Regions from separate parts of the Homo sapiens genome. Here region 2 is linked to region 1. A link is a contact called in ENCODE Hi-C or POLR2A ChIA-PET data. All regions are on one chromosome and are shown on one strand. The core of a region is the stretch at or near the end of the contact, and the rest is flanking DNA. Distances in the headings are between cores, read along the strand shown. Region 1 overlaps CALCRL (calcitonin receptor like receptor). Region 2 holds the start of CALCRL (calcitonin receptor like receptor).

Region 1 (3,489 bases), core at 535-3,034:
ATAAAGTATTATAGGTACTCAATTAAATTTTATGTGTCTAATTGATCAGCTGGAATGATGCATTTTACATGGAGGAAGTATGTTTGTGAGTGTGTGTGTGTGTGTATGTGAGAGAGAGAGAGAGAGACATCTACGTAGAGAATATGATACTTTTCTGGAGTGTGGACATACCAGGTGCTTGAGAGATGCAGGATACATGAGATGAGAGATGAGGCTTTCCAGTAAGACAGAAAAGCAGATTAATGGTACTTTCTGTTGTACTGAGGAGTTTTGATTTAATGCTCTAGGATAGATATTTTCATTTTGAATATCTACTCTGATTTGCTGGTAGTGGCAGCCAGAACTGCTACACTGAGCAATGTTAAAGTTAATCTAGTCCAGTGAATCAGAAAGAGTCTCCTGAGTCATTAACGATGTCTGCCATGGCAGCATCCTGAGAAGGAATGGCATGTATTCCATATATTTGCTAATGCTGTTGCATAAAATGAATAATAATTGTAGGAAAATTATGCAGTAGAGCCATATGACAAAATTTTCATTTTAGAAACATGAAATATGATGGTATTTGGAGGTGGGGCTTTTGGGAGATAATTGGGTTTAGACGAAGTGATGGGATTAACATCCTTATGAAAAGAGAAAGAAAGAGATAGGCAATCTCTCTCTGCATGCACCAAGGAGAGACCATGTGAAGATACAACCCGGAAGAGGGCCCTCACCAAGAATCCAACCATGCTGGCACCCTAATTTCAGACTTCCATGCTCCAGAAATGTAAAAAATAAATGTTTGTTGTTTTACCCACCAAGTCTATGGCAATTTGTTACAGAAGCCTTAAACTGGTATGATGCAGAAAAATATTTAAAAGAGTTATTTTAAAAGGTTTCGTGTATAAGGATGTGAGAGCTTGGCAAGTGCAAGTAAAGTAAATGGATTCCTGAAATTCAATCATGGGTATCTGAGTGGGTTCCAATCACTACTATAGAGAATACCATAGAATAAAATGGGTGGTGGGGAAATACCTGAGTGCAGTTCTCACATCTTGAAGAAAAAATTGTCCAGGAGGGTTTTTCTGCACAGTTCTGTAGATCAGCAAAGGAGGGCCTTGAAATAGAAGTTTCACGCCCATCGTCATAGGACACATTTGCAGTTAAAGAAAGGTGACATTTTGTTTGGAAAGGCAGTATGTGCTAAAACATGTATTGGAATTGAATTATAACATATTTCAAAACATTCGTGTTTAAGGAATTCAAAGTTAGTAACAAGGTGAACTGGATAAAGGGCAGAGTTTGCTAGGTACAAGGAACTAAAAGTACAAAGGCATGGGTACAGAAGTGAGTGCAGCTGTGTAACTAGAGGTAAAAGGACAGGCCTGTGAGAAGCTTGAGGTCTCTGGGGAAATTAATAAGTGGAAACCTGGAAATGTGACTTCAGTCATTTACTAGACAAAGTACCATGAACTGCTGTAATTTTACACATACCAAACGCAGCTTATTTTTAATCATTTACTCCTCTGACTAAGTCTGGGTTATAATTTAAAAATAGATCTTCCAGTGTAAAAGAAGTTGCACAGGAAGGAGATCCTTGCTGAATTAAGCTGTGCTTAAGTGAGAACTGCCGCTTAAGAACAACACGTTCCCTGTGAAAAAAGATGGCAAATCCATTTCAGTGAGCCTAACCTTTACCAAGTGCTATTATCAACTCAATTGTATGTTTTTTCCTGTTTCACAAACATGTTCCCAAAAGACTTTTAAAATAGCTTTCTTTCCTGCTAAATTGTTGTGCCAAGCACTTTTTCTGATTTGCACCCTTAACTGGACCAGGATGTGTTAAAAAAAAATGCCCCGTCATGCTTGACAGAGTTTAATAGACCTTAACAACAACAGCGAAACATTTTCCTAATGTGACTGTCCCTCCCTCACCGAATCTTAAGATGGTGCATTTTTATCAAAATATAAAATACCCTGAAGAAACTAAAGAAGCAATAGTGTCTTAAAAAGTTACTCTATTAAATAAAAACATCTAGTGAAAAATCTGTCCACCAAAGTAAGATTTTGTTTTCCTAACAAAGAGAAAAATGTCACTACAGAAAATAAAGTTTTTTATAAAAGTTCAAATCATCTAAAAAATTAATGATATGAAATGGTTCCCTAGGTATCTTATAAACACTTTTATTTATTTTTTTTTTTTGTAGAAAACACAACCATAACATCCTGGGGTCTATCTTGGTCATTTCAAAATGAATCCCATGCACTGCTGGAGTATTTTTCTCAAACTGCAGCTTGGCTCGTAGTTTACCGTGTGTGTCTGTCTTTCCAGTGAGGAGTTTCCTTACTAAATTCTTTCTGAGCTGCAATAACAATGGCAATCTCAAAAGAAAAAAAAAAGACGACGAAAGTAAGTAAAAAAGAAACAGCATCTGATGGACACTGGTGGAGGCTATGGCTAGAAAACTCACATGAATGAGGCTTTCTGGAGCAGGAGTCAGTATGGGTATCTGAATAGTATGCTGCTTTAGACAGCAGATAACAACAATGAAAAATAATAGCAGTAGGGACTTGTACCAGAGGAAAAAAAAGATAGAGCAGTAGGAAGCGAGACACAGGGCAGAGAGCACAGGTTTCACACGGAGCGACTCTGAGTTTGGATACTAGGGTTTGGATACCAGCTGTGGAACTGCAGTATTTCCTAACTGGAATGCAGGCAGAAACCTAACCTGTAAGCTTTACCTTCTGTAGCTCTAAGATGGGGAAATACATGTCTCATAAGTATATTGTGGGGGTTAAATGTAATAACCCACACAATTCCATATCACAAGGACTAGGAAGTGATAACTGCTAAGTAAGTGGTGGTCTCTCCCCTGCAGCAGAAATGGAATGTCTTGGTTTGGTTTAATTGGCCTCAGTTAGAAGACTTATAATTTTGAGTAAAATTATATGTGAACATTTAACAATGCCAACTTTCCCAGCTTTCTGTAAAGGAGGCTTTGTGAGCTCATGAACACATGGTAGGATTTTAACATATTTTAGCGTGAATAAGGATGGGCACTGTCTCCAAAATCACTTGTTTTCTCACCAATACTAATTGTCTCTGTATGCATAACACTCTGCTTTGTTACGGAGTACCTTTTAAATATATATTAACCTTCCCTTCTAAGAGTGGTAATAAACACCAGTGTTAAAGTCTCATCTTTTCTCATCATCCCGAGGACAGTATTGTTAAGGAGGTGAAGACATTTATGTCTTGTCACAAACACAGACTCTAAAATGACTTGTGTATTTGCATTATTACTCTTGATTTGTATTTGTTTCATCAATTCCTAGAGGAAGAGCAAAACCAGTGAAACTGAAGGTGTGGGATTCATTACCTGGAATTAGCACTCGGTTATTAGTTGGAGATAAATTTGTGCAAGGAGATAAAATGCAGACGGCTGAAACAGTAAGAAAGAAAAGCTTGCAGCCAGCAATTAAGCTTAGCAGAAAGTTTGTTAGTTT
Region 2 (3,489 bases), core at 291-2,790, 44 kb after region 1:
GGAACTCAGTACAACTGAAGATTGAAAAGAGAGAGAAATCAGCCATGATACTCTTAAAGAATCACAAATCTAAGAATTAATTTAAATTTTCATTATATTGAGGAATTTGTGGAAAAATTGAGTTGTAAATTACTGAGGAGTTACTCAGGATGTTTGTAGTCTATTATTAATGTGCCAGATATAAGTGATTAAGTACAGGATGCTTCCAATGCAGGACATCTTGGAAAGTATAATTGCATTTAGGTAAGAAAATATATAACTTAAAAATCATATCTATCAACATCATTTAAAATTTGACATCAAACTTTCTCCAGCAACAAATTTGTGATATATCTACACAAACAATTTATTAAGCAGACATTAGTTTCTTAAATTGTTCAGGACAGTCTGTACTATCGGAATGAGCATTAACAGATGTTTTATCCAACATTTCAGTAAGTTCCATCCTGGAAATTCTTTTTTAATAAATACTTTAATTTCTTTGTTTAATCGTCTAATATACTTCTTTGGGAAAGCTGTCACGTTTCTTTATCCACAGATATCGTGGTATCACACCCCCCTCCAAAAGCTTGCAGAGGGGAACCAGTCAAGTTGAAGTATTCTCTTAAAGATTTCAAAATTAAGAATTGTTTTAAAAATCTACATTTCCTAAACTCTAGGTTTTTTTTTTTCTTTGTAGCCGACACCATGATCCAAATAAAGAGCAAACAGTTCAGGGTTAGCAGAAGAGAGATTTAAACACATCTGGCAACAATGAACACAAAAATTAGTTCAGTAGTTACAGATATATGTGTAAATAAAGGTGAAAGGCAAATAAAAGCAAATGTAATAAATACAAAGTGATTACTTTTCAAAACTCTGCATTATGATCAACCACAGAGTAAGTGAGACTCCGAGACCCATTAAGTAGTTATTCTTTCACCTCTTTCTTACAGCTGATAACATGGAAAGTTTAAAGACCCTTCCGGGGGGAGAAATGTTTTCCAGTTGTCAAGATTCAAGCTTAGCTAATATTAGAGCTAATTTTAAAAGACATTGTTCTGTGATTAAGGTATTTGTTCAGAAATATGTCTTTTAATCCATTTAGATTTTTAATACTTGCTAAATTTATTTTCTAGAATACCATGGTAAACAATATTATCTAGTAGTATTAGATTTTGTATTCATGTTGGGGTAGTAGGCTGTATTTTCTCTAGCATGTGAAATAAGTGAGACTATGTTTCAACATTATTTCAGTGCTATCTACTAAATTCTATAATAGAAACATTGCCAAACTATATGAGAATACTACTTAGAATAAATATATTTATTTTGAATGTGCACTTACCCAGTCCAGCTCTTAAGGAAATTCTTTGTGAAATATTCTCAGGATGGAACTTTACTTTCTGAGATTCCGCAGAAGAGATTTACCCACAAGCAAGGTGGGAAAGAGTGAAAGCTTTGCAATGTGATCCTGCAATTAGGATGAGATTCAGTTAGCAGAGCTTGATGGTCCTAAAGCAGGAGGTGACACTCTCTGCTGGAGAGAGAGAGGTTGTTCTGAGTAGATTGTAAGTGTTGTCAGATTGTAAGTGATCAGCAGCAGAAGGGAAACATCAGAGCTTCCTGTTACATCACTCTGACCCCGCCTGCAGTTAGTGTTAGGTTACTTTCTTTCTCAAATAGCATACCCCAGGAAAGCAGCACTCCTTTCTTATTGTGAGACAAGAGCAAGAAGCAGCCTGAACAGAGAGAGATCATAGGCTGTGTGAATACATTGTTACCAGTAAAAAGCTGGCTGGCTTTCACCTTGACTGAGTTCTGTTAGAACTTGCCAAACAAGCTACTTGTGATTTGAAGGAAATCTGAATATAGTATTCTGCTCAAAGAATCAAAGGAGTTAGGCGTGTGTGTGTGTGTGTGTGTGTGTGTGTGTGTGTGTGTGTTGAATTATAGCTTACAAAGTATCCAGGAAAAAAAATCTAACAAATCTGTGTTCATAGCACAACACAGAAAAAAAAATTAACTGTATTCATCATAACTGGTTTTGTGATTTGGCTCTTCTTAATTTGGAGCTCTGCTAATTGGGTGCTGTTCCTCCATCAGTTCCTAAGTGCAGTTCCTAATCAGTTAATTAGATCAAGAAACTTTATCCTGCAGTTTTTAAATCTTTTATTTTTTCCTTTACCTTCTTCATAAGAACATGAGTGTATGTGTTATAAATTCAGGTTGTGTATGTGTGTGTATAGAGTGTTTCTTTTATAATATATAAGTATATATATTTGACAAAATAGCCTTTTGAATAATTCATAATTTTAAAATTATTGCACACATTTAAAAATATTTGGTATAATTATGTTATTTATAATATAAAATAATTTATACCACAATATTTGTAAGTCAATATAATCTTAAAGAAAATATAGATGTTGTAAACATAATATTATAAAATAATATAAATACAAAGGATACTTTATTTCTTAGACAAAATTTCATCTCAAAGCATAGTTTTTCCTGAATATGTTTAATACATCATTGGATATGATCAGGGGAAAATGTAAATTTAAAATGCTTTTATCATTTTTATAATTTGGTAAATGTTCGATATGAAGCAATAATTATAATCCCTATAACCTAAACAGCACTAAAAGTCACTTAATTTATCAGGGCATAAATTTTCTCATCTATAAACTAGAAGAGATAGATTTTATGTCTAAGGCTTTGAATCGACAAATTTCATAACATTTTGAAATAGATAAGATACGGTGAGGATCATTCAACTCTTAGTAAATTGTTAGTGCAATTCCAGGATAAAATGAGGTGCCATACACCTTGTAGGCAGACAAAGGAGGTAAAGGCAAAATAAATTCAGGAATATCATGTTTTTAAAGCAGGGTGCTCATGTTGACATTTTTATTGTCTGAATTAGTGGAAGAAAATGTTTATACAATCTTTGATTTTAAGACCAGTGAGATCAATATTGATTACAAAATACAGACATATAAAAAATAGATATACTTTCATCTCTATAATTATGGTTAATAGAAAAGACTTGTAAGAAACTGAGTTACACTGGTGAACCGGTTCTGATACTGTCTGGTGTGATCTTGACAAAGCTTTTTAGGCTTCATGTTCCCATCTTGAAATTCAGAGAAAAACAAATACTAGATTTAATATGAAAGTAATAATGGGTCATGTCTTCTCATCTTCCATGCTAAGTGTAATATATGAATCCTATAAAGAGATTAATATATAGTTTTTGAATTTAATTAAATCATGGAAAACTAAAACTTTTCCCAATATGTTTATAAAAGCATTGATATTTTCGTCTTTCCAAAGATTCATTTTTCTTTCTTTCCTTCCTTCCTTCCTTCCTTCTTTCTTTCTTGATGGAGTTTTTGCTCTTGTTGCACAGGCTGGAGTGCAATGACGCAATCTCAGCTCACTGCAACCTCCACCTCCCGGGTTCAAGCAATTCTCCTGCCTCAACCTCCCAAGTAGCTGGGATTA

Evidence for each region. A loop is a pair of places that touch in the nucleus more often than their neighbours do. ChIA-PET counts read pairs that join two places held with the same protein, here RNA polymerase II (POLR2A). Pooled maps may share reads with other maps.
Region 2: a map of endothelial cell of umbilical vein shows a loop between it and region 1 (7-fold over the local background). The contact joins the promoter of CALCRL here to the enhancer-like site in region 1. A Hi-C loop is called at or near these places in 11 of 168 maps with a recorded cell type or tissue (MCF 10A, Right ventricle myocardium inferior, endothelial cell of umbilical vein and 3 more), 3 of 37 single-sample maps with no recorded cell type and 9 of 50 pooled maps. POLR2A ChIA-PET finds 5 or more read pairs at or near these places in 4 of 52 experiments (GM12878, OCI-LY7, activated T-cell and 1 more).

Annotation. Positions count from the first base shown.
Region 1 is chr2:187,402,332-187,405,820 of GRCh38, forward strand. All of the region lies in intron 1 of CALCRL (calcitonin receptor like receptor), which reads right to left. All of the region lies in intron 2 of CALCRL-AS1 (CALCRL and TFPI antisense RNA 1), which reads left to right. Among named protein-coding and RNA genes, the nearest start is that of CALCRL, 44 kb to the right of the region's middle. RefSeq lists silencers at 2,217-2,417, 3,157-3,357. Within about 2 kb of position 1,785, at least 2 of the 41 ENCODE cell types and tissues checked have a DNase peak (open chromatin) inside an H3K27ac peak, as active enhancers do; they include endothelial cell of umbilical vein, where a contact is called at or near this core.
Region 2 is chr2:187,446,712-187,450,200 of GRCh38, forward strand. It overlaps CALCRL (calcitonin receptor like receptor), which reads right to left and starts at 1,541. Exons shown (of 15, transcript NM_005795.6): 1 at 1,328-1,541. All of the region lies in intron 2 of CALCRL-AS1 (CALCRL and TFPI antisense RNA 1), which reads left to right.